Regions from separate parts of the Mus musculus genome. Here region 1 is linked to region 2. Evidence: chromatin loops called from intact Hi-C (ENCODE). Cell type or tissue: left cerebral cortex. All regions are shown on one strand. Links, peaks and the distances in the headings refer to the core of each region. The heading gives the core; the rest is flanking DNA.

Evidence for each region. Peaks named below come from ENCODE experiments on the same cell type or tissue, not always from the same donor. Only the 100,000 strongest peaks of a DNase experiment are listed, where the experiment ranks them.
Region 1: a loop joins it to region 2, with 3 times the contacts of the local background. A loop is called at or near these places in 9 of 42 quality-filtered maps.

Annotation. Positions count from the first base shown.
Region 1 is chr3:116,322,419-116,338,410 of GRCm38, forward strand. It overlaps Cdc14a (CDC14 cell division cycle 14A), which reads right to left. Exons shown (of 16, transcript NM_001080818.2): 8 at 10,377-10,464; 9 at 6,061-6,291. Among named protein-coding and RNA genes, the nearest start is that of Gm46839, 72 kb to the left of the region's middle. In left cerebral cortex, for the core only: CTCF peaks have their summits at 9,587 (motif pointing right) and 10,986 (motif pointing right); DNase peaks (open chromatin) are centred at 9,600 and 11,002.
Region 2 is chr3:116,468,082-116,484,073 of GRCm38, forward strand. No RefSeq gene overlaps it. Among named protein-coding and RNA genes, the nearest start is that of Rtca, 32 kb to the right of the region's middle. In left cerebral cortex, for the core only: no CTCF peak of the experiment used is centred there; a DNase peak (open chromatin) is centred at 6,729.

The sequences.
Region 1 (15,992 bases), core at 8,601-11,100, 140 kb before region 2:
ATGTGCGACGCCCCTAGTACAATTCCCAATACCAAAGAAAGAGGGAAAAAAACAAACAAACATGAAACAGAACCACCCACACTTTTTTTTAACCAACGGAAAGGACAAAAAGTAGCTGCCCTACATTATAGGATAAGAAAGTGACGTAAACTCAAGAAATGGATCTGGAAGAAGAAAACTGCTGGCTGGGGTGGGGGGATAGGTGGGCAGAGGCAGGGGTGCAAAGATGGCCCAAGGGGGTCTGGGAGGCAGAGATAAGGATAAGAGATGAATTAGAAAGACATTTTGATTGGGTCACAGTGGAATTTAAAATGCCTGAAGCCTCTGACCTTGGAATTCATCCATGAAAAGGTCTCATTAGAAAAGGGAAGAGGAAGATCAGATGTGGTGACACATACTCTAGTCCTGAAACTGAGGAGGCAGAAGTGGGAGAATCCTGAGGTTCAAGTCCAGCCAGGGCAAAATGTGTGAGACTCTGTCAGAAAGAAGAGGCAGGAAGAAAGGGAGAGAAGGAGAGGAGAGGAGAGGAGAGGAGAGGAGAGGAGAGGAGAGGAGAGGAGAGGAGAGGAGAGGAGAGGAGAGGAGAGGAGAGGAGAGGAGAGGCGAGGCAGGAAGAAAGGGAGAGAAGGAGAGGAGAAGAGAGGAGAGGAGAGGAGAGGAGAGGAGAGGAGAGGAGAGGAGAGGAGAGGAGAGGAGAGGAGAGGAGAGGAGAGGAGAGGAGAGGCGAGGCGAGGAGAGGGGGAAAGGGAGGGAAAGGGGGAGGGGGACAGAGAGAGATGAAATCTAGTCAATAGCTTTGTTTATGAATAGTCTAGGACTAGGCCTGTAACTTAGTGGTAGAGAGTTTGTTTTTCCTGCATAAGGCTTTAGGTTCAATCCCCAATACAATAAATAAATAAAACCATGGACTTGAATTATTGCATCCTCCCTGGTCAAATAATGAAGATAATCTACTCTCCCAGAATTAGGAAATGCACGGTATTTGCTCAGAGCTGAGAAACAGTCATAACGTCTAATGGTGAAATACACATCCTTGCTCATCAATTTTTAAACCCAATCTAATTTAAGAAGTATTAAAAATATAGAAAATGAATGTCGTTACGTCAGGTTTTTTTTTTTTCCACAGTTACTTTATTAAGTTACATTGGCTTATCTGGGATGTACGTGTGTATGCACACAGAGGTCAGGCAGTGATGATCAAACATCCGTTATCTCCTTCACCGTGTGGATCCCAGCAATCAAACTCAGGTGGGGGCAGGCATGGCAGCAAGCACCTTTACCTGCTGAGCCATCTGCCTGGCCGCCTTTTTGATATAACTGTTTCCCAGGGGCATCTCTGGACATTTTATTTTTAATTGCCTATCATGAAACTGCACTGCTACAGGAACCTATACATGGTGCGTAAATCCGGACTTTATGCAGGAAAAAAATAACAAGGGTTTTACTCAGCACAAACTGTGTGTCCACTTGACAGCAATACTGCTTAGAATGGACATCAAATGTGACATTGAAAGGGCAGATAGTCAGGTTCATGCCCATAGATGCCTGGCCTGGCCTTCCCATTCACCTTTCTGTTTGCAAAGCGTACATGCACTGTTAATAGACGAGGGGTGTGTGTGTGTGTGTGTGTGTGTGTGTGTATCTCGTATTTACCTCAAGTACCTTCTGACCCAGATCAAGCATCAACACAAACAAGAGGCTAAAGTTTCCCAAAGCTTCGGTGGATCCTCTCTTTAACATGAAGAAACAGTTGCAGTTAACCCTCCTGACTCTCACCTCACTATGAACTGCTTCAGTCACTCTCCCTCCGGATACTTGACAAGGCTTAACTTCAGGAGGGGCTGCCGCTGAGCATGCTAAGAACAGGCACCAGAACCAGTGGGACTCGGGGGGTTCCAGTTTGGGTCCCTGTCTGGGGAGCAGAGGGGGCTTCTTCCTAGAGACTCCCACGACGACTCCTCATGCAGGGAGCTGCCTGGTTCCCCCCCCCCCCCCCAATCAGGCTCCTAATCCTCCTGACAGCCAAGGGATGGTGCTGCGAATGTTCAAATTTCTCTGAAACTGAAGTTGCTTTCCCCCCCTTTTAAAAAGGAGTCTATAATTTTAGGTCTATAAAAAGAACCTACTTAGCACTCCATCGTTGGGAGCTCTTACCACAGGGAACAGAATAGGAGTACTTCACTAAGTTTCTATTAAAACTTTAACAAAAAAAAAAAACGTTAAAGCATCCGTAATTAAAGGGCTCCCTGGCACCGCGTGACAAAGGTGCAGGGTGCTCTATTTATAACAAAAGCTTTAGACTACCAGTCCTCCTTCTGGCTCCCAATAGGGCATCAGTATGCACATCACAGAGTAACAATGTTGCTGTATTTTAGATGAATATTGATGCTAGAAAATGCCCCCAATGTACAGCCGTTCCTTTAATGTGGACTGCAAACAAGGCCTTGTGGTGGGTTTCATACCTTTGCCACAAATTAACTGTGTCTAATTTGCCCCCAAGTGCCGCTGTATGTTGACACATGGCATTTTCCTTCTCTCCCCACTCCCCGGGGAGAGTTCATTTAAAAAGGATGGGACACTCACTTCCACCTCCTTTAGTTCAATTAAAACACTGAGTGCTTCTTGAATTTCCAGAAAATTAAGCTGACTTAATCAGGGCAGATGTCAAAGTAATTAGCAAGCCCAGGTAGCTAAGTACGCCATTAAAAACAAAACAGCTGCAATTAAACCAAAGGTGTGATGTGTTTAAAAGAACCCCGAGTTCATTAACAGGAGGGGAAAGGAGAAAGCCACCTCACATGTAAGTGATGCCCGGCATCAATGTGACTCCTCTTTAAGAGCTCACTTCAACACTTTAAAAACAAAAAAGGGATAGTGGAAATATGGGGAGAAAAACATTTCTGCCATGGGGGGGGGGGGATGTGTATACATTTCTTGTGTCTGTGTGTGTGTATACAATTCTTAAGAGGTAAGCATTCACAGGTAGGTGATATATAGAGAAAGCCTGTCTATCAACAAGAATATTTAGCCTCAGAGTTGTCTTTTCCCAGTATTTCTTAGACGCCACATGCCATCGAGGGAGACACTACATTTAAATTTAAGCTTTGTCTGGGATACACTGTTCCCTTGGAATCATCTGCCACCTCTGGCTTTTACAATCTTTCCACCTCCACTTGCCCTTAGATCCCTGGGCCTTGGTGGAGGCTGGGGAGTGATAAAAAGGCATCCCACTTAGGACTGAGTGCTCCCAAGTCGCTCACTCTCTGCTCATTGACCACAGTGGATCACTGCTAATTCCCATCTACTGCAAGAGCAAGTGATGCCCACGTGAGCTCACAGAGGCTGTGTCAGTGCTCACCAGAGCTGCACAGGTTCAAGCATCAAGGGTCCCAGCATTGAGACAGGGAAGCAGACACAGGGTTCCAACCCTAACCAAAAAGCCATTTCCTGACAATGGGAAACAGTTTTTCCCAAGAGAGTCTCCCTATTCGTATTAACCACATCCCAGGGCATGCCCCACTCCCAGAAGTTAGTTGACCAACACAAGATGAACCCCATGTCTTTGTGGGCTGGGGAGCTTTTGTTTTGTTTTATTTTATTTTGTTTGGGCTTTTTTTTTTCATCTTATTGGTTTTTTGTTTATTTTGATTTTTGTCTTTTGTTTTCTTGTTTTGAGAGAGACAGAGAACATGTCTCTGGGTGAGTAGGTAGGTAAAGAGGATAGGAAAGGAATTGGGGGGAGGGGAAACATGATAAAAAAAATACTGTATTAAAAAAGTATATAAAAAAGGAAAGCTATGCCCCCCCAGTCAGTTGATCCAAAATATAGCTTATAAATATACAGATATACACAGAACCTTGTCATAATAATACTGACTAGGAAAAGGCCAAATTAATCCCCTAGGGAAAATGCTGATTTTTTGTTTGTTTGTTTGTTTAAATAGGAAACTGAACTTCCTTCAAAAGAGACGATCGGCGTGTCCCATACTAAAGCTTCATTATCACACTCCATAGGCTCCCAGGTTCTGACACATGGCATATGGGAATGGTGGGCCTTGTCCTGCATGTGAGCAAACTCTAACAGCATGGGACCACCACCATGTTACCAGAGTTAGGTCAGAGGCTGGGTCCCAATTGCCCTTCCCCCTACCCCACCTCGAGACACACACACACACACACACACACACACACACACACACACACAGAGCCAAGTACAGCCACCTATCCGCAGTGGTCTAACTAAAGATATATGTGAGAGTAGAAAACAGAAAGGGGGATTCACTCAAGGTGTTGTAGTGAAGAGTGTGACCCCCCTCTTAAGACTTGCAAAGTGACCCGACAAGTTGTCAGTGATATGAAAAAGAGAGAGAGAGAAAGAGAGAGAGATCTCCCTCTAGCTGGCTTCTCCCATCAGGAAAATGCTGAGGAAAATCCATTTTCGTGGGGTTCATAATCTCAACAGCCTGATAGTCAAACGCGGCTGGCACAAGATTCTATTTAGAGTCCTTTCGTTCCCGCCGGGAGGGTTACAATAAAACAAACTTAGAGTGCCAAAGAAACGTTCAGAACAAGCCAGCTCTCTGCCCCAGGAGAGACCAGAAGCAAAGAAGAGAGCAAATGAACACCTTAGTCTAACAACCCAGAGAGAGGACTACTGTCCTGCAAGCCAGGGTCTTCCCCGCACAAAGAAGGGCGAGAGAAGAGCTGCGCCAAAGGTAGATGCAGCCTGGCTTCGGGAACCATCCCTAAATCGGGGGCCATGTGCCGGTCGCTTCCCTGTCTTCCCAGGCTGCTGGGAGAAGAACGCAGCCTGGCATCACTGCTCAGAGCTCACATGTTCAGCAAAGTTCCTCCACCTACTCAGATCTTAAACATAGAAACAAGGGCCTACAAAATGGTATTTTAATTTCTGTCAGAACCAAAGCCACACTGTCTGAATAAGGCAGTTACAGCAGCGCTCCGCACATGAAAAGAACAGTACCATCCCCAACACCTACTGGCCGATTTGCATAACCGTGCAACAAAAAACCGCCTTTGTGGACGCAAAGCCAATGTGAGCAGCGCCACCTCGCGGCACCGTGAAGAGCTGCGAGTGGCATGCTAGAGGCTTCATTCCCAGGAGTGATTCGTCTCCGCGGAAATGAAGATCACCAAACTAGAAAACCCACAGTGGAATCTGAGCTCCTTCCGACTTTAATGTAACGCTCAATTTTAACTGGAAATCTTGCGTTTTGATTTGTTAAAAGCTGGGACCTACACTTGCTCTACCTGACCAGTGCCCACTCCAGAAGCCAGGTATTCACTTGCACAGCAAAGTCTTCCAGTTAATTCTGAGACAACCCACATCGAGTAATGGGTGGGAAGACCCTCTATTCTATGAGGCATAAGACTTAGGGGAGGGGCGGCGCGAGGGTGGAAGAGTAGAGAGACCCGAAAGCCATCGAGAGGAGCTAGGAGGAAAGTCAGTAAACCTGCCAAGCAAGAATGGGGGTCCTGCAGTTAGAGCCAGACACTGTCATGACCCAGATATAATGCAGGTGCCCGTGAATGGGGAGTGTAGAGAGAAGAGAGCCCCTGGGACTCACGGGCCAGTCAGTGTAACCAAAAAGGCAAGCTCCTACTTCAGTGAGAGACCCTGTCTCAAAACTACAAAATTGGAAGACTTGAGTTGTCAAACTCTGGCATACACACGTGTGAACACACAGACACACGTACGCGCATATAGAAACACTAAATGTCAGATGATGGAAGAGTACGAAGAAAAGATGATCAATTCTGAAGGAAGCGTTACTTCCTTCTAGTGGTGTTCAGAGTCAATGCGCCTGGGCTCAGAAGAGTCACAAGTGCATGCCATGACTTGTCCAGAAAGCTGGGCCCCACCACCAAGGCGATTAATCCTTTCTTTAGGGAAGGGATTATTAAAATGGGCTCATGTTCCAACTATCTAGTACAAAAGAAAAACATCCCATTGTATCCTATCACCCGCAGGTCTGGCTCATTATTAGGTGGGTCTGGGCCCGCCCTTTCCCAGCACAGTGGCCGCTGAGAGCTCACACACACCTTTGCAGTGGACCGCGATGGCCCCCTCGGTGTTCTCACAGATGTTCAGGAATCTCCGCACGATGTTATCGCTGGGGGTGCTGCCGTCTATGAAGAACAGGTCATAGTGCTCGAAGCCAGCGTCTGTGAAGCGCTTCGCCTCGTAGATCTTTTTGTTCAATCTCACGATCGTGGTCACGTTGTTCTTTTTGAAGTATGGAAAGTAGGCTTCGGGAGCGTGGAGAGGGTAACCTACAGGCAAACAAGGGACAGTCAGCAGAAAACCACAAGGAGCCATCAAAGTAGCGGCTGACCTAATTGAACACCAGAGGCGACTACAACCTACAAAAATAAAAAAATAAAAATGGCAGCCTCTGGATGACTGGCCAAGAATCCAGAATCCAGGAAGCATAATCTTGGAGACCCCAAACAAAGGCAGTTCCGAAGTACTCAAATGGACAGAGCAGTGCTGGGGTGATTTGGGGCGACATTCCTTCTTGAACAGTATTCTTTAACAGATTCGTTTCAGCTACAGCGAAGGCTTTTTGGAAGCTAGAGGTAGCGTTTCCATCTATAACACCACTCCCCGTGAAGCAGGGTGGTGATTAATTATCATATGCAATGTCCGAGTCACACCTTGTAAGCTTTCTCAAAACCATCTCCTTAAAATAACAGCTGGGAACTGTGGGATGGAGGTCCAAGGGTGCCACTGGACAAGAGAAATATGATCAAGGGCCCTAGTGCACAGCATGTTGCCTATAGTTAAAAACAGCGTGCGGGACTGGATCCATGTGTTAAATTTGACGGTCGCTTCATAGTATATACATAATTTTAATCAATCATATGTGTAGCATAAACATATGCATGTCCAATAAAAATATTAGTATTTCAAAGTAAAGTTAAGAGAGTAACTTTTGGTAGACCCTTTCTTGACAGTGGGGGGAGACAATCTCCACGTGTCCTGGCATGTCCCCCAGCAAGCAAGCATTCTTGTTACTGATCTACTCTTGGCCGGTCATCCAAAGTGACCACGGGAATTTGGGTCACTGAAAACCTTGCCTTGCAGCCCAGGGGTTAAGAGGACTAATTTCCTAACACACCAGTTACCACCAATCACTCATTCAGGATTCACCCATTCAGGGTTCGCCAGCTGCTGGCAGATTCCTGGCAGCCCAGGCAAGTGAAGTGACCTCATTCACAGGGATCACGTGCTCCGGAGTATGACCCCGAGGGGATCACGTGCTCTGGAGAAAGAATGACCCCGAGGGATCATGTGCTCCGGAGTATGACCCCGAGGGGATCACGTGCTCTGGAGAAAGAATGACCCCGAGGGATCATGTGCTCCGGAGTATGACCCCGAGGGGATCACGTGCTCTGGAGAAAGAATGACACCCCCCCCCCCAGATCACGTGCTCCGGAGTGAACCAGAGGGTCTCCATACTATGCTCTTGGCTGCACCCCTGCTCACCCTGTCATTTTTAAAAATTTTCTCTCAGCTCCAAGCCAGGCTTCCAACTCAGTCTTTGTAATTCTGGGTCCACCTACTACTCCATGCAGACTACCCTTCTAGCATACTTCCGTTTGCTCTCAAAGTAGGAGAGATGGCAAGACAACCAAAGGAAACCTTTCTTCCCGTCTGTCAGCACTTCAGCCAGAGCTCCCATCTCGGCTTGGCATGCCTTGAACCGGCCAGATGTCTTCCCTGACAGCAGAGTCTCTGGTGCATTCCCTTCAGAGCCCTGAGGACCAGCAGAGGCTCTTCCTCCACGGGCCTCCGTCCTCCCAACTCCCCTTTGTTTCTTTCATCCCTCAGCCTCAAAGGAACCCACTACCTTCTCCATCGCCCTCTGCATCCTTCGTTGCTGTCTTTCTTCTTAGTCTCACTGTAGCAAACTCCCTGTACTAAATTTCCTCTGAATGCCTAACATCAAGAACTCTGATGACAGATGCTGTTGGAGACGTGTGGAAAGTGGAACTTTTATTCAATGTAGGTGGGGTGCAAGCTAGTACAGCCATTGTGGAAATCCTCATGGAGATTACTCAAAACATTAAAAACAAATGGACCGTAGGACTTAGCGTACCACTCACTATATCCAAAGGACTCCTATCACAAAGATACCTACACATCCATATTTATTGCTGCCCTATTTACAATAGAAAGGATTTAGAGCCACCCTAGATGTCCATGAACAGAGTGGATAATGAAAATGTGGAACCAATTCACAATGGGATGTTACTCAGCTGTAAAGAAAATGGAATTTCCAGGGGGGAAAAATGGATGAATCTGGGATGTATAATACTAAGTGAGGTGTCCCAATCTCAGAAAGACAAAAATCCATATGTTCTCTTTCATCTGTGGATCCTGGCTTGTAATATATACATGTATGTATGGAAATGGATGTCGTTACAAATAAAGCCTAGAAAACTAGGAAAGCAAGAGAGGGTGAAAAAGAGGTGCTAGTGATAAAAAAGCAGAGCAAGGAGGGACTGACATGAAAGTCAGAATCACCAGGGGAGGTAACAAGAGAGGGCTGGGGTACCGGGCCATGGGAGGGATGATGGAGGGCTGGGCATCAGCAATGGGAGGGATGATGGAGTGGGAGGGATGATGGAGGGCTGGGCATCAGCAGTGGGAGGGATGATGGAGTGGGAGGGATGATGGAGGGCTGGGCATCAGCAGTGGGAGGGATGATGGAGGGCTGGGTACCAGCAGTGGGAGGGTTGATGGGGAGGAGACTCTACTTAAACACACTTCTTTCAAAAATAGCACAATAATATCTAAGACTGTGTGTGCTCATTTAAAAAGATTAAATAAATAAATTTTTTAATGAGTAAATAAAAATTCCTTGTGGCTGGAATCCCTGGCCATGGTCCTGCTCTCCTATGTAAACCCTGCAGATACATTGTTTCTTCACCATTTCTAGTTCTCCAGCCTTCTCTTGCCATTAGTGAGCTACCCCACACAGTCAATAGATGCCGTTCACTTAGCATGGTATCAGGACATTGATATAATGATGATGACAGTAATAATACCTAATTTTATTGATCACTTGCTATGTCCCCAGGCGCCAAAGTACTCTATCTGGATTATCTCACTAAACCACACAGTTACAGAATAACTAGTGCCTGGATAGCTTACCATGCACACATAGCTAGCCAGCGTTTACACCCTGTAAGTCACACTCTAGCACCTGTGTGGGTGATTGTTTCAGGTAAGGCTCAATCAACGCCATTCCATTTATCAGGACACCAAGTAAGAGAACAGGACAAGCTTTTTTATTAGAAAGAAAGAAAGAAAGAGAGAGAGAGAGAGAAAGAGAGAGAGAGAGAGAGAAGGAGGGAGGGAGGGAGGGAGGGAGGGAGGGAGGGAGGGAGGGAGGGAGGGAAGGAGAGAGGGAGGGGGGACTTTGAATTAATTAAAACCAAGAAAAATCATCCAAACGTGTGGCAATGTCACTGTCATGTTGTGAGGGACTGGTTAGTCTTTTAATATCAATCCACCCAGGGTTGATTGGTCGCTCACCCAACCCTTACCGAATCTTGCCACTAGATGGAGACATGACATCAGTGAAGCACAGGACCCAGAGGTGCTAAAGAACAGGCTAAGGAAACAATTTCAGAGCTAAGAGACTTCAATTCATCGTTTCCCAGACTTCCCTTTAAAGTTGGGAAAGTGGGGGAAAGCTGAGGGAAATGACTGTTCTAGGTATGATAATAAGGTAGCCAGAACATTGGGATAAAAAGACAATTGTGTAGCTGCTGAGGGACCTGCCACCTTGAGGCCCTTCATCCATGTCTCTAATCCTATCCTCACTAGCTGCCCAAGACGTGGGTCTGTCCCCTCATTGGGCTATACAAGGGAACTAATGCTTCCAGAAGGAAGGACGCTCACAGCAGGTTCCACAACCAGTAAGGGATGGGGAGCCAGGCCTCCACCTGCCTACAACGCTGCGCTTATTAAATGGACAAACAAACACTTTGAATATCTGGAATTCTGTCTCAAGCTACCCTCCAACTGCGGCTCCAGGGACTCTGATGGCCTCTTGTGACCTCTGTAGGGGATGTGCTCTGTGTACACACCACCCATGACATACCTTCCCACACACACATATACACATAATTAAAAATAAAATAAACCTGCTTTAAAAAAATAAAATATAATAGAAGTTTAGCATTTAACACACAAATTAATACTGTTCAATTTTGAAAATTATGAACAAATATTCCTCAAAGGATATTAGCCAAGGAAGTGAATTATATATGGAAATACATTATGGAGAATGTAATGAAAATGAACTACAATAGATGTTTACGTGACACAGGAAAAAATGACCTACCATTCTCAATCTTGCTTTTAGGATGCGGTCCACTGAACGCTAAAAACTTTCCTGGAACGATCCAGTTGAAGTCTCCGTTTTCAACTCGCTGGCAGAATTTTGTGAAAAAAGGAAAGAAAAATAGTTTATAGTGTTTCTACAGTTTAAGAAGTCCTTACAAATAACGTGTCACACCGTCAGTACTAGATTAATGGGACTTACATAAGGGGAAACTAATATATAATAATAGATATAAAAAAACACTATAGTATCACCTCATTTAAGAAAAGTTTCTACTCAGATGATAAAAAATACAGACTGTATGAAAGGTTGTTTGTCTGAAAGTAAACTTGTCAGTCTGCAATGAAATTTTATTCCAGGAAAAAAAAAAAGCACAAAAAACAAAAACAATAGGTCGAGGTAAGGGAAAATATAAGGACTCTCATGAACATAGCAAGGAGGCTTTAAATAGTGAAAAAACTATAACTATCTGGGTCACAATAAACACAATCGCTTTTATTCTTCTTGTTGTTGTCGTTGTTGTTGGGAGTAATTATGCCTACAATCAATGCTGCTTTAAAGACTGACAAAGGGCAGGAAGGAGGGACGAGACACCATAAACCTCTCGGCCACAGTCGCCTGCAGAGGGCGCCAAGCCCAAACAAAGGCAAAAAAAAAAAAAAAAAAAAAGGCAGGCGCTTCTAGCCCTGGCTAACTGGTGACCCTGGGAAGCTGACTTAACTAGGTCTGACCTTCCAAATGGACTTTTCAATGAAATCTTTCTTTGACTGTTGACTATCTTTAAATAAGTTTTTAAACCCTATGAACCCAAATAAAATGTATCTGCTGGCTGACTGATGAATACTTGTCAACCTTTGGTCAGCAAACTCAATGTGCTCATCAGCAAAGGCCTACAGGCCAAGAAATGGCTCGCCTTCCCACACTCCAGCACCTCCTCCATCCTCAGTGGCTTCCCTGTCCTTGTGCTACTAACCCATCCGGACTAGGACATGGATTGGTGAAACCCAAGACTTTGCCAGTGACCAGGGGGCTCCTATGTAATACATTAGAAAATATTCACACCCCCACACCCAACTCCACCCCTGGCCCAAGTCTCCATCTACATCAGGAAAGCAGCACGTTTCTGTGTAAAGAACACTTCCTCTGGCGTGGCGGCCTCCACGGTAGGCATCTAAGCCAATTAGAGCTTGGACTCTTTGGCAAGTACAAAATAAATATGTATCAAATACGCTAGAACATCAAGGCAATCAGAGCCACTACCTCACTTATGTTATCCACTGTCACTTCCATGAAAACCAAAACCTGACTGGCCAATTTATATTCCTAAAACATAATAACATCTCTCCAATCGTTAAAAAAAAAAAAAAGTATTTTAAAAAAGCTTTATATGGCATCTTGAATGTGTATCCACTATAGTAACCCAAAGATAAAAAACAAAATCACTCTACAACACCCTATAAATCTTGGAGATGCATAAGCAGATGTGTAGCTATCTCTTTATAACAATTGCTAAGGGATTAAACAATTTGTTTAAATAAAAGTCTAAATGAATGATCTACTTTAGAAAGTGAAGAATAAACATGAGCTTCAATTATCAAAAGACAAAAGCATGCCCTGATCAATAGTGGAAGACAGTGGCTTTCTGTGTCCACTATTTCTGTATTCTTGGCCACTAAGGAGGACAGATGAATTTATTGAATATATTTATACCTGTTCATTTTGATTATAGTTATCTGCTTGGTTAAATAGTAACCTTTTATAATCGATCATGTGAATAGAGACAGTGAGATAAATTCACTCACAGAATCAACAGAATTGTGTTGGTAAACCTTCCTACCTAAAATGGTGAACACTGGGGAACACCTGGCTCTATTTGGCAGCCTAGGAAACGTTGCTAAAGTTAAACAATGAGAGCTTAGATTTAAATTTGAAAGAAAGGTCACAGCTTTTAACTGACCTAATACATAAAAGATTGCTCCGGTAATGTTCCAGAACAAGGATCTATCTGTATGTTGCAAGATACTTGATCATGTTGTAAACCCCAAGACTGTGTTATTTACTGAAAAGATCTGTTTCTAGTTGTGGTGGGGCTCAGCCCTTAGCACACACCTTTAATACCAAACGATGATGGTAAAGTTAGTTTGTAATTAAGAAGTGCCCATGTTTGAAAGTGATATCTAATGGTGTGGCAGACAATAGAGAATCAGAGAGAGATTTGACAGAAGAGGATAAGCCCAACTCTTGGGAAAAGAGAGAGGAAATGAAAGCTATGAAAGAACAGGTGCAGACAGAAGGAGGAGGCAGCTTTACTGGGACGGTTTTACAGAGATTGGCTGAAAAGAGAACAAGCTAGACACAGGTCAAAACAAAATGAGCCAGAGAATGAGAAGGAGCCAGAAGATTAGAACAGATTGCCCAAGTCATTTTGAGGCCAAGCGGAGCGATTCAGGAGAGGCCAAGAGAAGAGCAAAATCGAATCTGTCAACTTGAAGAGGCATTTGAGCCAGAACTGCTGAGTTGAGCCAGCTAGCCAGAATTCAGAAAGAACTAGGAAGGGGTGAGCTTATTCAACAGTAATTCTCAGAGGCTGAAAACATTCTAGATTAGATTGTCCAGAGGCTAGAAATTTCCAGGACTAGGCCTAAGTTAGCAGACAGAGGTAGTAAGCCTCAGAGATGACAATTGCATCAGGCAACTAAAAGTTACTTTATATCTGTGCCCCTTTCCCGGTGATTTCTACAATTCTAACATGCCAATGACAGAATATTTAAAATGACACAAATCTGTTGTCCTAATTAAACTTCAAAGAATCCAGATCAGGCAGGAACTTCAGGTACTTTCTAACCCTACCACATTTTGTAAAAAAAAAAAAAAAAAAACCACGTAAGCAGGCATGAGACGTGAACATTGATTTAGCCCCGGCTGAGGTAAAGCTCCCTACCCATCAGATACCAGTTAGAAAGCCGCACGTGACCTACACTGTAAGATAGACGTCTCATTCCTGCGATGGGTGTGTTTAGATACTGTAACGCACCATACTTTAAGATTCTCCACTTCAGATTTCCCTTGAACAGCCAAGTTGCTGTTCCTAGAATGGAATCTGACTGGAAAGTATCAGTTTCTATACTCGCAGAGAATATATTTATGTCTGTGGTGTACTGATCACAGAAGCACAAACATTTGGACTTTTGCCGTTATCATAGGTCCACAGTGAACACAGAAAGCCCCTGGGGCTGATGGCAAGACTATCAATAAAAGCTGTCTAGGCTGGCAATATGTGTTTTCCATCACTCTACACGATTTCCCAGGAAACAAGTCAAGAACTATAACTTTAGGCTGGAGAGATGACTCAGCAGATAAGAACACTGGCTGCTCTTCCAGAGGACCTGGGTTCAAATCCCAGCACCCACATGGCAGCTCACAACTCTCGGTAACTCCAGTTCCGGGGGATTCAACACCCTCACACAGACACACATGCAGGCAAAAACATCAATGCACATAAAAAAAATAATAAATAAACCTTAAAAAAAAAAAAGACTGTGACTTGTTGCTATGCACAAAATAATAAAAGGGATTCTCAGTGCTTTTATTTGGGATTGACAAACATCAGTTATGATGAAGGCAAACAGGAACTACATCCCCACTCTGCAGAACAGTACCCTATGTAGCTCATTTCATTCCCAAAGTAAGCCTAAGAGGAAAGAGCTGCGACCTTTTTCATTAAGGAAAAACTGCACCACATTTGCCGTAAACCATCCAAAATACTCATCAGCCAGAAGGCCGGCAGAAAGAATGCTTCAAAAACTAAGACAAAAACTTCAATGTCTTTTCAAAAATTCATTTTAAAGATGTTTTGGCATTTTCCTTAACCTCTGAATCAATAAATTCACACTGACAGGACAGCTTTATTCCATAAACACAAATAATGCCATGAAGCTGGACCCTTTATGAGCTGAAAGCATAGTCAATATTTGAGCTGTTGGGTTAAAATCAAGTTTCCATGCTTTGGTGCCAGATCACCATCAAGCTCCAGACTGGCTTTGGTTCTACTTTTGAATGAGAGTGTGGTGGAAGAAAGGGGGTGCGCGATGTGGGATGACTGCGTCCCCTCAACTAGTAACAACTGGAAGTGAGAGGCACGTTAGTAGAAGGCAGTATGGAAGACAGACCGTGGGCATGGGAGAAAGATAAGGCGGGGTTATTTGAGAGATTGTTTCAACAGTCTAGGCCAGTGAGCACCTGCAGACTGTGGCTCTGCGTTCCGTCTCGATGCTGGGGTGTGGGAACTCTGATGAGCAGACGAAATGCAGGATGCTAACTAGGCTGCATTTTATCCTACGCCGCGAGCTTGCAGGAAGCACCGATGAACGCAACCTAAGATGGGGACCCCAGTCTGGGTGAGAAATAACACAGGCTGAGGCCAAAGCTGGGGTTCCCTAACTCCCTGACATCAGATCAGGAACAGAGGGGGCCGGAGTGCTGAGGATGACGAGCCCAGGCGGAGGAGAGCGGGACTCCAGTTTAGCTAAGCGGCAAGTGTCTGGGAGCACTGAGGGGCCTTCTGCAGGAGACTTAGGCAGAGGGTCTGGACGGCAAAGGTTTCCCCCTACGGAGGGACTTGATGAGAGAGAGAGTCCCTGGTTACAAACTGTTTATTGATTGTTTATCGTGCAGAATAGGTGCATACCACTTCCTCGGGGTGGACCAGAGATTAAATACCTTTCGCAGGAAGGAATGTCCGGGAAGGGATGCTTTTGGCTAAACCCTCAGGGCCCATCTAGATTCCTCATTAGCGTGGAGAACTCTGTTCTGTGCTATGTGTCTCTTACTTTATGTGGGGGGTGCTGTGGTCATGTGTTCCAGGCCAGGAATCAGGTTGGGGGTAGAGGAAATGCCTCGCATCCTCATGTATGAGGTGCCGGGGTTTCTGAACCCACTCAACCTTACTGAGTCCACTATCTCACAGCCGACTTAGCCATAGGATGTGAAAATCCAGTATGCTTGCTCATGTCATTTTAATCCTCAAGACATAAGGCCTGGGGACAGCAGTACACACGTTGTTATTGTCACTTAAAAGTCAGTGTACTTGAACCACAGAAAGCGCGTTCACAGAAATCATGAGGTCCTAGAACATCAGAGTTCCAGGGAGGACAAAGGGAAGAAAAGGGGCTTATGAGAAAGGTTGAGAAAGATGACCAGAGATTGCAAGAGCCATCACATTACATAATGAGGAAGGAAAATGACTGACTTCACAATCAGAGGCAGGCCACAGGACCGAACCGGGCCTGTTTGGTTTGGGACACTCCTATGTTGACAGGAGCATCAAACTGTAATAGTTACAGAGACCACACCTCAAATAGTTTAGAAGTTGAAGGAAGAGGAGGAGGGAGGGAGGGAGGGAGGGAGGGAGGAAGGGAGGTGGAAGGAGGAGGAGGAGGAGGAGGAGGAGGAGGAGGAGGAGGAGAAGATGAAGAAGAAGAAGAAGAAGAAGAAGAAGAAGAAGAAGAAGAAGAAGAAGAAGAAGAAGAAGAAGAAGAAGAAGAAGAAGAAGAAGAAGAAAAAGATGATGATGCTATCTATCATCCCAGCACTTGGAAAGCTGAGACAAGAGGTCTG
Region 2 (15,992 bases), core at 5,311-7,810:
GCTGGCTTTGTCACTGGATAGTCCAGCCAGGGCAAGGTATGAGAGCTTAACCTGGTAATGTGGGTGCAGCAGAGCCCAAGGGCAGACCAGCTCAGGTACCTCTCAAGGCCAGATCCAGGACTTTGAGTTGGCCCACTTCTTCATCTACCCCATAGATGAACTGGAATTATGCAAAGAGCCCGATCCAAAACTACAGGCTCTCCACGGGACAACAACAGGATATCAGGAAGAGTCCCAGCGAGGTTCCAGTGTTGATAGTATAGCAGAAGCCAGAGACCTTGGACCAAGCCAACGACTCATTGAAATGAGTCTTTGCAAGTAAAGAAATGTGAGGGGAAAAAACGTGGGACACACTATTTCCACAATTTTTTTCTTCTCTGTTGGGGGGAAGGTTGCAAGGGTGGAGAGCAGGTATTAGGGGAGGGGGTGATGAGTGGAATTGGGGTGCATGATATGAAATTCACAAAAAAGTTTTTTAAAAAAGTTTTCTTTTATAAGTGTTGTCGTGGTCATGGTGTCTTTTCACAGCAATAGACCCAAACAAGAAAACAAGACAACAACCACATCCAGCTTGTTCAAGTATCTCAGATCTCATTCCTAAATTCTACTCACTTTTTTTTTGGACGTAATAAATATTTTTTATTGGATATTTTCTTTATTTACATTTTAAATGTTATCCCCTTTCCCAGTTTCCTGCCCTCCCAGAAGCCCCCTACCCCATCACCCATCTCCCTGCTTCTATGAGAGTGCTCCCATACCCACCCACCCACTCCCGCCTCCCTGCCTTCGAATTCCCTGGGGAATCGAGCCTTCACAGGACCAAGGGCCTCTCCTCCCATTGATGTCCCACAAAGCCATCCTCTGCTATATATGTGGCTGGAGCCATGGGTCCCTCCGTGTGTACTCTTTGGTTGGTGGTTTAGTCCCTGGGAGCTCTGGGGGGTACTGGTTAGTTCATATTGTTGTTCCTCCTATGGAGCTACATCTACTCATGTTCTTTATGCATGTCCCTTGTCTCTAACCAACACATTTAATTTTTCCTTTAGTAGTTTGAACATATGGAATATAGTTATACTATTTCAATAGTATCTGCAAATCCCTTTGTTGTTAGTTGAGTTTATACTAATTTTTTCTAATCCCAGTGTCATTGCTCCCAGCGTCATTGCCTGGTAATGCTTGTCTGTTCACTTACTTGCTTGTTTTACTTGTTTTTTGTTGTTGTTGTTGTTTTTTAATAATTATTTATTTATTTTATGTATATGAGTACACTGTAGCTGTCTTCAGACACACCAGAAGAGAGCATTGGATCCCATTACAGGTGATTGTGAGCCACCATGTGGTTGCTGGGATTTGAACTCAGGACCTCTGGAAAAGCACTCAGTGCTCTTAACCTCTGAGCCACCTCTCCAGCTCCGTTTTGCTTGTCTGTTTGCTTGCTTTGGTGCTCAGACACGCTCACCCTGTTCTCTGCCACTGAGCTGTTCCCTGGCTCTGGTCACTTATTTTTATATCAAACACTGTTGGGACTTTTACCTTTTTATGGCTGGACATTTTTTTGTATTCTTTTAAATACATTGGTTCTGGGCCATAATTATGTTACTTAAAAAATAATGTTGCCTTTTTAGAAGTGTTACAATATTTATACTTTTAAATTTAACAAATATTTATACCAATAAAGACACAGGAGGCATAAACTGAGGTAAAAACCTGCTAGCCCAGAGAGCTAACTTTATTTTCTTAACAATATATAAAATATCAACTTATGAGACTGGCTCTACAACTAAACAACTAGCTCTTTAGAAATCTCCTTCAATTTGTCTCATTCTACTGTGCTCCTCTACCTTTCCCTTGAGCTCCTCCAAACCCGAGAGAGCTTCTTAGCTCTTTCCTAGAATATTGTTTGACCTGCGTCCTGCCAGCTGCTGTTCTGTTGTTCCTGTAAGCCAAAAGAGAAAATCCCTCTTTATCTCCACACTGAGAGAGAGAGAGAGAGAGAGAGAGAGAGAGAGAGAGAAAGATCCAATTTCTATTAAAGAAGTCTCTCGCTCCTCCCTTATACCCTTGGCAGGCTGAGCCCTGTCATGGTGGGTGGGCTCCAAGCTAGTAGGGGCCAAATTAGTAGGGTCTAACCCTAACCCTACCTTTAACCCTAAATTCTAGCCCTAACCCTAACCTCAAGGCTGTCCAGTTGACTTTGCCTCAGGTCATAGAGCAAAGACCACAAGAACCTCCCCAAAGGAGTTTGTCTTTTTTTTTTTTTTTTTTTTTTTTTAATATCCCTGGCTGTCCTGGAACTCACTTTGTAGACCAGGCTGGCCTCGAACTCAGAAATCCGCCTGCCTCTGCCTCCATGCGCCACCACGCCCGGCGCAGTTTGTCTTAAAATAGACAGGATTTTCTTCAGCATTCTTTTCTATGGAAGCTTTTAGAAGCACACCCAAACCGCATCTCTTCAGGATGCACCTAACTGCATCCGACAGCTTCCACATCTATCTGAGTTTGTATATTTTGCTAACAACTGGGTTTTCTATGTACAACAGTCAAACATCCTGTAACAATGTGTCTCAGCTTTTACTTGGTGGCTCAGTACCGCCCAGTTAGGAGTCATGACTAGCCCGAGCGAGCACTCTGCACCTAATTCACTTGCTGGTGGTTTGTGGGGTTTTCTAACTTGGCAAAGGTTAGGCATGGTGGTAGGCAGGCTCACCTCCCAGGCCTGGGTGAGTGCAATTCCTCTAATCTGTCCATTTGATTCTTTCCCAGCCTAAGGTATTGAGACACAGTTCAGTGCTTTACAGAGTACACAAGAGTGGACATTTCTGCAGGTCTCCCTTTGAATTCAGACTTGAGATGTTGTCTCCCATCTCTCCAGTAGTCTGTCCTGCCAGCTCGAGGCAATCAAGTCTCTTCAACATCCCATCCATATTCTCAGCTTGACAGCTACAGAGGTTAGGTAGAGCATTAGGGCCTGGGATGGAGGGATGGGTCTCCCTAGGACAGGGAAATAGAAGAGATGGTTATGAATGGGTAGGGTTGTATGTGCTGGAATAGGGGGTTAAATAGGGAGGGAGAGGAAGACAAGGGAGGAAATATGAGGAAAGACTGATAAAACTCAGGGCCATTTGAGGGGTAGTATGGAAACCTGATACAGTAGAAGCTTCCTAAAACACATGCATGAAGATGCTCTCAATAAAAAGTCCAGATAACCAAAGAGACAGAGCCCAACTGGCTATGTCTCATCATCAAATAAAGCTTCCAGGACCAGGAATGAGTTACATATAATCAAGCTCTTGGCCAAAGAGGTCCCACGGGAATCCCCAAAGGACCCAGTGCCTACCTAGAGCGTTCACCCCTACAGACAAGTGTACATGGCCCTGGAAGGTACTCTGTAGGCCACCAAAGGATAAAGGTAAACACCAACCAAGCTACAAACTGATTCCCAACAGTGAGTAGCCTATAAGATGCACTGGTGTAATAGGGGCTCAGACTTGTGGGAGTAACCAACAAATATCTGATTTGAGTGAAGACCCACTCCATGAGATGGAATGCAAACCTAATGCTGATCCGGTGGTCAAGAACCTAAGACTGGATAGGCCCAAGGGCCCAAGGGAAAAATGGAGCACTACTGTTCTGCTAAAGGAAGGTAGCCCTAAAGTGACTCCTAACAACATTTTGCTATGCTCATAGATCCATACCTTGCTCAGCCATCATCAAAGAAGTTTCCTCCAGCAAGAGATAGGGGGCAAATACAGAAATCCACAGCCAGAAAATATGTGGAGTAAGAAACCTTGAACAGCCCCAAAAGGGATATATCACTCTAAGAAATCCCTCCCTCGGGGAAGAGGAGGCAGAGTGTGAGAGCTTGAGGGGATGGAGAACAGCAAGGAATCAGGCAGTGTGTGCACAGGGCCTCACAGGTCTGCACCACATGGGGTCCTAGAGCTAAAAGGAGAAGAGAATACACACCTGCATCCCTAACCAAGACTCTGCAGTCTCCGATTGATGGCCACTTGCAAATGCTTTTTCCACGTGAGTCTCACTGAGGAAGCAAACCACTCCTAAGGGTCAGCCGCAAGTCCCTGAGTAGACAGCCAACGGAGAACAAAGACAGTGGCACCTTTGAAGGTTCTTTGTCTCATAATGTTAAGTCGGGCATTTTTTAACAGTCTATGTCCTTTGCATATGCATTATGGCTTCTAGTTTTGTGATTTTTGTGGGATCCCTGTGTGTGCCGATGTGCGTCTTGGCGGCTGTATGGATTTCTTGTGCTTTCTCTTTGGCTCATTTTCTTGTTTGGCTGTTTTGTGCCATTTAAATTTGTTTGCTTTTGTTATAACTTATTTTATTTATTTATTCCATAGAAGCTTGTTTGTTTTCTAATGAGAGACAAAAAGGGAGTGGATCTGGATGGGGTGGGAACTGGGGTGGGAAGGGAAACTGTAATCAGAATATACCGCATGGAAAATCTATTTTCATTTTATATGTACATATATATAAATTGAGGATCTATGCATATATAAAGAGTGGAGATACACACACACGTATAGGTACAGGCATAGGCATAGGCATAGGCATAGGCATAGGCATAGGCATAGGCATAGGCATAGGCACAGGTACAGGCATAGGCATAGGCACAGGCACAGGCACAGGCACAGGCACAGGCATAGGCATAGGCATAGGCATAGGTACAGGCATAGGCATAGGCATAGGCATAGGCATAGGCATAGGCATAGGCATAGGCATAGGCATAGGTACAGGCATAGGCATAGGTACAGGCATAGGCATAGGCATAGGCATAGGCATAGGTACAGGCATAGGCATAGGCATAGGCATAGGCATAGGCATAGGCATACATATATATCCACAGCTCGGGGATCACTGCAGGGCCCACCTTGGCTTCTCCTCTCTGTGCTGTGGCCTGAGAACTTTACCCTGGCTGCAAGGAACAGCCTGTGCTTGTTTCCGTATCTCAGGGAACGCTGCCTCTCATTGCTTGATAGTTACTATCTTAGAAATTGCCATACTATATTTGGCTCACCCTTTAAGCTGTCACAGGAAGGAAGGTAGCTCTAGTCTGTCCTCCCCACCCATCTGTGCATGTGGCGCACGCGCGCGCGCGCATGTGTGTGTGTGTGTGTATGTATGTATGTATGTGCATGTGTGTGTATGTGTGTGTGTATGTGTGTGTGTGTATGTGTGTGTATGTGTGTATGTGTGTGTGTGTATGTGTGTGTATGTGTGTGTGTGTGTGTGTGTGTGTGTGTATGTGTGTGTTGTGCATGTGCACATGCTCTCCCCAGTTGTATGTGAGTACCCTTGAGAAGGAGAGAGGAGCTTTGAGCTAGCCTCTACATTCCAATTAGTAGGGACAGACCGCTTTGTCGTTTGATAATTCCCTTGTCTCCACCTCCCATCTGCTGTAGGAACACAGATTACGATGCATACTGCCATCCCTATTACATGTGCTGTGGGGACTTACACTCAGGCCCCCACTTGAACAGCAAGTACTTTACTAACTAACCCTCTCTCAGCTGCCCCCCAACCCCCATCCCTCTTCCTCCGTTTTGGTTGGAAGAAGAAACATAATTTATTTTATTGCAATATTGTGTCAATATATACAGAAAAATAATTATAGAACCCCTTATTCATATATTCTAATTTGCTTTTCTCTTGCTATGATAAACACCAGGGTCAAAAGCAATTTGGAAAGGAAAGGGTCTATTTCATCTTTTTTTTTTTTTTAAGATTTATTTATTATTATATATAAGTACACTGTAGCTGACTTCAAACAAACCAGAAGAGGGCATCAGATCTCATTACGGGTGGTTGTGAGTCGTTATGTGGCTGCTGGGATTTGAACTCAGGACCGTTCAGAAGAGCAGTCAATGCTCTTACCAGCTGAGCCATCTCGCCAGCCCCAGGTCTATTTCATTTTACAGTCATCATCAAGGGAAGCAAAGATCCAAGCTTAAAAGGAAAGCTGTTTACTAGCTTGTGCCTTACCTCGAATTAGGCTTTCTTACACAGCCCAGACCCATCTGCCTAGGGATGGTACTACCTACCCACCATGGGCTGGGCCCTCCTCCATCAATCAGCAGTCAGGAAAAAGCCTCCCAGATGTGCTCATGGCTAATGCGATGGAGGCCACTTTTCAGCTGAGGGTCTCTCTTCCCAGGTGAGTCAAGTTGACGAAACCAATACAGACCATCACAGCCTATAAATCTTCTCATTGTTCTCCTACTGACCACGGGGTGTGTGTGTGTGTGTGTGTGTGTGTGTGTGTGTGTGTGTGTGTGTGTGTGTGTGTGTGTGTGTGTGTGTGTTATGTGCAGGTGCAGGTTGCACAGTGTGGATGTGGAGGTCAGAGGACAACTTTGTAGAGTTGCCTCTGTCTTTCCACCTTAACATGAGTCTCAGGGACTGTACTCAGACGACCAGACTTCAGTGACAAGGGCCACTGAGCTCTCTCCATGGTGCATGAGTAGTTCTTAACTAAAGAAAGCATTTTAAAATCTCATAAGTTAATTCTAACTATCCAGAAAATAAATAAGATTAAAGTCAATTACATTAATTTTAGGGGACAAATTCGGCTTGATTCGAATGAGACAAAGTACTGATTGCTCTGGTCTGTGTGTGACGGTTTTCACTACCTGGACAGTCATGACTCACTTCCCCCCGAGTTTGTCTGTGTGACTCACTGAAGAGCATTGATTCGTCTGCACAATGCACCATGATGTCATCCGGCCTCCGCTCCCTTCAGCTACATCGCTTACACGACGATCCCAGCCCTGTTTCCTTTGGTACCTGTGCAATTAGATGTGCAGCTGAATATGAGATTGTGACAGTGCGTGGCTATTCAAAAGGGCATGTTAATCATCCTGAATATACTCAAGCTTTTTAAAAAATAATCATAGACTTAGAAAAGTGAGCTTTAAAAAAAAAAAAAAAAAAAACCCACGCCAGGCACACCATGCTGTTTGATATCAATTCTTTCAATGCAGGGCAATAAGACATTTCTCAAGGTGGTCGCCACGTTGAAAAGGTCAGAGATGTATTTGAATCAAGAGAGATGCTAAGTAGAGGTATCCAGTCAGTTCAAAAGCTCTGATAATGAGGAGGGAATGGAGGATGAGGGTGCAATTAACTAAATAATACTTGCAAGAGAAAAGAGGGGAAATGCTAAGAAAATGACAGAAGCAACTGCACAGCGCAGAAGAACATGGTGGTACAAAGAGATAAGTAGGACTCTTCCTAAGATGGACAGGACAACACGAGGCACAGCCTGGCCTCAAAGAAAGGAGAGGAGAGAGGAGGAGAGAGGAGAGAGGAGAGAAGAGAGAGGAGAGAGGAGAGAGGAGAGAGGAGAGAGGAGAGAGGAGAGAGGAGAGAGGAGAGAGGGGAGGGGAAGAGGGGAGGGGAGGAGGGGAGGAGGGGAGGGGAGAGGAGAGGAGAGGAGAGGAGAGGAGGGGAGGGGAGGGGAGGGAAGGGGAGAGGAGAGGGAGAGGGAGAGGGAGAGGGAGAGAGGAATCTGGGAAAGAGGAAAGGGAGATGCAGGGGAAGGAAAGGAAAGAGAGGGGAAGAGGAGAGGGGCAGAAGGAGACAGGAAGGTAGGGGGAGAGAAGGGGAAGGGAGATAAAGGGAAGGGGAGAGGAGGGGAAGGAGATGGAGGGGAGGGGAGGGGAGGGGAGGGGAAGAAGTAAAGTATCCAGGATCTTTGTGACTAACACATATATTACAGAGTCATACCAGGCAAATGAGGAAAACTGGCCAAAGCTCTATCAACAGTCAGAATGTACATGTGGATCGTGAATGGCACAGTATTGAGTCCTCAGGCCTCTGAGGGAAGGTGAGTCTGGACCAGTCTGTCGGGAAGAGTTCAGCAAGACAGAAAAGAGCACCATGAGATGCTACCTGCATGAGATGGACTGCAGCCATTCAGGGTCTCCATGTCCATAGCATTGTGGATCTGCTTCTGTTTTTCCTTGGTGGGCCTGTCATCTCTCTTCAACCTCTGCCTTTTGATAAATGTCATCCTACTGTGTGGCTTAAGAACCCTTCCATCTTCTTTTGTGCTTCATTCTTGGCTTTTTCATTGGCTGTGTGTGTGTGTGTGTGTGTGTGTGTGTGTGTGTGTGTGTATGGTATGTGGTGTATTGTGTGTGTATGTGTGTATGGTGTGTGTATGTGTGTGTGTGTGCGCGCGTGTGTGTATAACACACACACACACACATCATTCACTATCTTAGTTTTTGAGACAGGATCCTTGACTGAGCTGAAGCCCACCAGGTCAGCCCCCCAGGATCTGGCTGTCTCCTCTCTCCACCCAGGACTGGGGTTCCAGGCACTGTTGTCATCACATCTGGTACTCATTGACTGTGGTGGCTCCGAACTCCCATCCTCAGGCTTGTGGAGACTTTTCCTCCCAGAGCCACTGCCCCAGACGCTGTGGGTCTGGTCCGTGGTGATGTTTTGTGTCATTGTTTCCCTAACTTATCCGTTCTCCTCCTCCTCCTTGATGCTGTCTGTGGACAGTCCTCTAGGGGATAGAGAATTCCCTAGAATGCAGCGGGGAGGAAAGGATCATTCAAAAAAGTCTATAATTCCCAGAGTGAGCTCCTTATGGTGCCAGAAGAGTTCAATGGAATGGCAGGAGGACTATCTTGGTTAGCCCTTTAAACCTCCAAGTCCTCTTTGGCAAGCATGTATGACTTGCAGTCTGAATAATTATGTAAAACCTCTCAAATAGTCTGGTCTACTTGAGGGAAAAAAAAAAAAAACCTCGAGTGTTTGACTCTCAGAGCTATGCAAGAAAGGTCAGTTGTCTACATCAACCTGAACAATACACCTCGAAGCTGGGGTGGGAGACTTCCAGAAAAGTAAGAGAAAGGACAAAAAGGCTCCTAGACTTTGATAGAAACTCTTTTTTTTTTTCTGCCATTGACAGAGAATGGGGAAACCTGAGATGCTTCAGGAGGGAAGTGAGACGCCATGTCCTATTTCAGCTCAAAGTCTCTTCAAGAAGGTCACGTCCCTCACTGTTGACACACCCTGATTTGGAGCCATGTCAGTGTGACACCAGTCCAGTTTCTCATCACTGGACACTCTTTTACTGTGACAGTCAGTCCTCTGAGTGCATGGGCAGCTATTGAGTTTGTGCACGAACTGAGATCTACAATGACTAAGTATTTCAAAGCAAATCAGATTTCTATAGCAGCTAAAATAAAATTATTATTCCAGGGCCAGAGAGTTGACTAGTAGGTAGAAGTGCTTGCTGCGATGCCTGGTGACCTGAGTTCAGTGCCCGAGTCTGTCCCAGATGAAGTACATTTTTATATTATCCCGGTGAAAACTCCTTGGTTAGGTTATTAACCTTAAGAAGAGACCCGAGAAGCTGCGAGTCTGGCATTGAGCATCAGATCTGTCTGTCTCTGCTGGCTCTGGAGGCAGCTGTGATATGGCTGTGGAAGAGCCAGCCACCTGATACCAGTGTGCATTGTGCTGGGGGCCTTTCTCATGCCCATAGACAACTGCTCTGCAGACTCGAGCTGGTAACTTGAGTATGGGGACGTGCTACTTTTTGAATCAATGCTAAGCAAAGGGGAGGAAAAGATTTTGGGGTTGTCTTTCTCCTTGTGTTCCTGAAATCTGATTCAGTCAACAAACAATAACAACTTGCACCTGTTTCTTCCACATGTTAACTTGAATTCGCCGTCAGGTCTTCCAGCCTTGGAGCAACCTGTAAATCTAGGCTACTGCTCCTTTAAGGTGTGATCTTTAAGGGAACTCTTAAGGCAGAATCACATGGGAGTCCTGTGGAAATATAAACAGATTGGGAGTGGTGAGATGGGTAAAGGCACTTGGGACCAAGCCTGAAAACCTGAGTTGAGTCTGTGAGATCGACGTAGTGGAAGAAAAGAACCAACTCTTGAAAGTCCGTCTGCCTTTTATATACATGGCATCACACACACACACAGACACACAGACACACACACACACAGGCACTGGTGAGAAATTACTGTAATAAAAACTATAGATGCCCAAGTCACACCCAGATTCCCCCACTCAGAATGTCCTGGGAGAGGAGTGGACTGGACTTTTATATCTATAAAGACGTGTATTGCACTGAAGTTTGAGACTCACTGAGAGCACAGAGAGATGGCATCAGAGAGGCTGAAGAAGTCTCAGTCTGAGTACTAGAATGGAACAGCACGGAAACCAGGGTTAAGTAGTCAGAGGCTCCAATATTCTTTGCCTGCTCAGGGAATCAACCCTGTGAGCACTGCAGGTTAAAACCTCTCTTCAAGCTGGGCTTGGTGGTATGTGCCTATAATTCAGCAGTGGAGAAGGAGAAGCAGGAAGACTGAGAGACCAAGGACAGCCTCAGCTACATAGCAAGCTCAAGGCCAGGCTGAGCTATATGAGTCCCTGTCCCAAGAACAAAATAATAAAAATAAAATATCTTCCTTTATCCTCTTTCTTTATTCCTCTTCTTCACAGCTTATTTTGATATCTTTCCCTAGACTCATAGTAACTTGAAAAACAGAAAAATTAACTATATAACTATCCTAATTAGACAAATGTTTTGATATCTTACCCTCATATTTAGCATTTTGTCTGTGTGTTGGTTTGTTCGTTGAAACGGGATCTCACAGCCCAAACTTGCTTTGAATTTACACTTCCAAAGTTCAAGAATTACAGAAGTACAGCTGTTTATACATGGATGCAACCACATCTAACTTTTTTTTAAAGCTATTTTAGCCAGCCACAATAGTACACGCCTATAATCTCAGCCCTCAGAAAGCTGAGGCAGGAGGACTGTGAATTTACTGCCAGCCTACATAGAAGACACTCTCTCAAGACAAGAAGAATGCCTTTCCCTAACATAGGCATGATTTAGAAATTAGATTCTTGATCAGAAGAATGCTGTGTCAAACACCCATTAGAACAGACACAGCCTAGGCCTTCCTGCACATATGTAGCTTGGTCTTCACGTGGGTCCCAAATAACTGGAGCAGGGGCTATCTCAAAAGCTGTCGCCTGTGTGTGGGATACGTTCTTCTAGCTGGGTTGCCTTATCTGGCCTCAGTGTGGGAGGAGGCACCTAGGCTGGCAGAGACTTGATGTGCCAGGGTGGAAGGATACCCAGGGGGCCCCCACCCGCTCAGAGAAAGGGAGGGGTGGGGGGAAGGATTTGAGAGAGGGTGACCAGAGGAGAGCAGTAAGTGGGATGTAAAGCGAATAAATAAAAAGAACAGACATAGTCCGGGAAGGCAAGCTTGAGTTTTCAGGGAACTGAAGTTGCCATTTTTTCCCACTGTTATGAGGGTGCCTAGGGGCCTCTGGGCCAGGACTGCAGGGGCCAGTCTTGGTCCGTGCCGTTGAGCCCATCCATATATAACCCTCATCACCTCCACGGTGGCCACTGAGAAAGCATGAAGGTAACTACAGAAGAGATGCCATGCTGTGAAAAGCCATGGTGATGTCTAGGTGACATGGCAAGGCACTGTCACAGCTAGCTCATCAGTGTGCGAGAAAACCAAGCCTGATGAGAACCAGTGAGTCAGATTAGCCGTGACTCTTCAACCCCGTGCACATCTGGAGATGACCGCAGCTTTGCCAGATCTTGATTGCAATCTTATGAGATTCCTTTAGCCAAAAATACCCAGCTATCTTGTTCTTGGATTCCTAGTTGTGAAGTAATAGATTGTGACGTAATAAATATTTGTTGTCTCAAACTCCCAAATTTGAGGCAGAGGGATTTGTTCTTCAGCAAGAAATAATTGAGAGTGTTGTGGAGTTAATAAATGTCCTACCCAATACTGCTGCTGAGGAGAAACCCATTTTTTTTTTCAGCTGCACAATTATACCGTGGCCATAGCTCCTTGGTCTTGTCACGTATCGTAGGATCTTTCAGAGGAGACTGGGCTATAAAACAGCTCACTGAAGGCTCACAGTTGTAATGCTAGTTGAAGACAAGACTGAAAGGCTACAGCCCATCCTTTAGGATGTGTGCTATTTGGGGGATCAGCAAGAAACATGGAGTACTCTTTCTTCTACAGCCAGAATGTACTACACTGACAAAGGGGGCCAAAATGGGAACAGACTTCCCCACCATTACAGTTAATTCCGGCCCACAAACTTGTGTTTCTCATCCTGTGACTCCAATCACTGTCCTTTACTTGAATTCTTCCACCAGAGGTCACAACAATGGCTCCACTGAATCAGAAGATGAAATTCCCACAGGCCACACTGAGCTCTTTGTTCTATTAACCCAGCAAACAAAGAAGGGCTCATCATTTTTTGCTGGTAAATTGCTCCATGTTACTAAGGGTAAATTGAGTGGTTGCTGTGCCAGTGGAGGCAGGGAGGCCAACGTCTGCAACCCAGGACACTCTGGGAGAGGCTTTTGGGTCCTATCAGAATCTGCACTAAACATTAAGGCAAACGAAGAATAAATAGAAAATGGTTACTAATGTTTAGACTCTTTGGGAGTGAAGCATTTCCATTAGTCCCACTAAGAATGTCTAGCTGAGACTCCATTGACGGTGTAGCAGACATAACAACACAGGGTTATAACAAGTACGTAAAGGCTCTTCCTTGTTTGTTGTGTAGATATTGATGCGTTTTCTTTTCTCCTCTTCATTATTCCACCTTTACTTCATGTCAAGGTTGTTACTCCCTTCCTTCCAGTCAGTTACTGGTCAGGGAGAGTCCTGAAGCATCTAAAACAGTACCCGCTATTATCATTCCTCTTGACAGCCCACAATAACTGAGACCTTTTTGCTGAAGCCACTGCATGCCTTGGTTACAGGACACAGAGAATTCAATAGTGGCCAAGAAACTTGACTGCTGTTCAAAGTACTGTGAACAGTTACTGTGATTGCTCTTCAGTAGATAAGACGTCTATAGCCATTCCGGCACCAGACCCCAGGTTCTGGGAACATTTGGGACAGAAAGAATGGAAGAGTCAGAGGATGGGGAGGAGGATGTGAGTTGCTGAACGCTGGACAGGGCGTGGCTGTTACACAGGGGAACACACAGCAGCTGAAAGTCACAGAATCTGCACAGGATCAAACCAGTTAAACATTCCAGGGAGGGAGGGAGGGAGGGAGGGAGGGAGGGAGGAGCTCCAGAGGCCCCACCTCTAGCTGAGGAGCTGAGGGGTGCTGAGCTAGAGCAGAGTCTCTTTTCTTTGAGGGGTATGTCAGTTACTCACGACCCAGTGAGTACATGACCCCACACCCAGGTACATATGGGCAGCACTAGTTAGACTTAGTGGCTTTAAAAAACAAAACACAAGTAATTTAAAAGAAGAACATGAAGTTAGGAAGGGGGTATGATGGGAGAATCCTGAGTAGGGGGTGAGAGGGGGGAAGGACCCTGGGGAGATGGGGGTAGGAGAATATATTCAAGATACATTATAGAAAATGTATGAATTTTTCTTTTTTCTTTTTTTTAAAGATTTATTTATTTATTATATGTAAGTACACTGTAGCTGTCTTCAGACACACCAGAAGAGGGCATCAGATCTCGTTACGGATGGTTGTGAGCCACCATGTGGTTGCTGGGATTTGAACTCGGGACCTTTAGAAGAGCAGTCAGTGTTCTTAACCGCTGAGCCATCCCCCCCCCCTTTTTTAAAGATTGAACTTTTCAAAGAATAAATAAAAATGCTTTTAAAAGTATTGTTACTGTGGCTAGCTTTACAGGTCACTGTTTTAGAATGTCCAAGTAGGACTGCATAGAACAGACATGACCACCCCAACGAGGCTATGGTAACTGATGGAACTTAGGGCAAATCTTTCCAGTAGATAAAAACATCTTTGTAAAAACAGTTGTCCTGACTTATTGGGCCAAAACGAAATGCTATTGAAATAGAGCTCTGTAAGTAGGCACTGGACTCTTGTCACTTTTCCTCACGGTATGATTGAACATCTGACAAGAACATCTTAAGGGAGGAAGGGTCTGTTGTGGCTTACAGCTTGAAGGTGCAGTCCATCGTGTGATGTCAGGACAGCAAATGTGCAAGGCAGTTGGTCGGATAGTGTCCACAGTCAGGACTGATCAGTGATAAACACTGGTGCTCAGCTTGCTTCTCCTTTGTACTCTGTTGGAATTCCATCCAGCCCATGGGGTTGTGTGGCTTACACTTAAGCTTGTTCTTCCCACTGCAATTAGTCCAGTCTGAAAACACCTCTGTCTTAGGGGTTCTATAGCTGTGATAAAATACCACCACTAAAGCAACCTGGGGAAGAAAGGGTCTATTTGGCTTATGCTTCCACTTTGTAGTCCATCACTGAAGAAAGTCTGGACAGAGAGCCAAGCAGGGCAGGATGCTGGAGGCAGGAGCTGACACACAGGCCCATGCTGCGCACTGGCTTGCTCCCCATGGTTTGCTCAGCTTGCTTTCTTATAGAACCCAGGATCACCAGCTCAGAGGTGGCACCATGCCCCGTGGGCTGGACCCTCCCTAATCAGTCACTAATTAAGAAAATACTCTACAGATGGATCCTATGGAGGCATTCTCTCAAGTGAACTTGCCTCCTTTTAGATGACTCTAGCTTGCGCCAAGTTGACACAAAACTATCCAGGACACTGTCATGGCCACCCAGAAGTGCATTTCCATGGTGGTTCTAAATCCAGTCAAGATGGCAACGTTATCCATCACAGATGTTGAATGGTCAAGAAGATAGATCTGGCTGTTTGCTGTCTCTTAGCTCCAAGCACACCTTTCAAAACTCTGTTTCATGGGTGAGATGCTGTTTTATCATTTCCAGACTTCCTTAACACACGGCTTCCAGTTAGGGCTTCTGAAAAAGGGAAGGCCTGGGTGGAAAGGGGAAGAAGGTAAAAGAGAAAGGGCTTTCCCCCACTTCCAGTTCCTCTCGGGGCTGTTGTAGTAGCAGTGGCAGTGGTGGGGTTCTTCAGCCTGATTCCCTCCCTGACACACCTTTGCTATGTTTCTTTAACAGTAGGAAATTGGATCATTTTTTAGCTCTGGCTACTTCAATGTCTCTCCTTTGCTCCAGTAACTACATCTCTAGTTCTGAGTAGAAGATCACCTGCTTGCAATATCAGATAATAGAAGAGCTTACAACATATTGGGAATAGGCAAGACCGAAATTAGCATTTTGATCCTGGTTGACTTTGGGGACCATTAAAACACATTTGTAAAGAAGACTCAGCAGAAACGTCATGAGTAAACCTGATGGACAGTTGCCTCAGTTTCTACCCGTGAACTCATGCCTCTCAAACTCTTTCAGGCTAATACTCTGCCTGTATCTAGCCATCAGTCGGTTAAAGTTACTACAGTTCACAGCAGTCCAGACATTTCTGTCCTCTGACTTCCTGCTCAGATACTGTAGAGTGCTTGAACGTTGCATATGTTAAATCAACTGTACATACTGCTACCCAATTTTAACCACAGAAGATGCTTGCCAGGGTCAGAATAGGAAAGGAAGAGGTTATATCATTGCTGGAAGAGGAAATGCTGATTTGAAAGTCTCCAGAGTGGGGATGTGGCTCAGTGGTGGAGCTACCTTCCCTGGGATCAATGCCTGGCACAGAGAAATAAGATTGTGTGTGTGTGTGTGTGTGTGTGTGTGTGTGTGTGTGTGTATTTACTACTATATAATTACCACCAGGCAGTAGAATCTGCCTTCTTCTATGCTCTTAACTTGCTTTGTGTTGCTTTGATAGAATACTGACCAAAACCAACTATGCAAGAAAGGGCTTATCTGGTTTACATTTCCGCATAACTGAAGGAAGTTAGAACAGAGATTTAATCAGGAACCTGGAGGCAGGAACTGAAATGAAGCAGATACCATGGAAGAATGCTTCCTCATCAGATACCGTGGAAGACTGTTTCTTCATGGCTTGCTCCCCATGGCTTTTTCAGTTTACTTTTATACAGGCGAGGACCACAAGCCTAGAGGTGACAATGCCCAGTGTGCTGTGCCCTCCCACATCAATCTTTAGTGAAGGAAATGTCC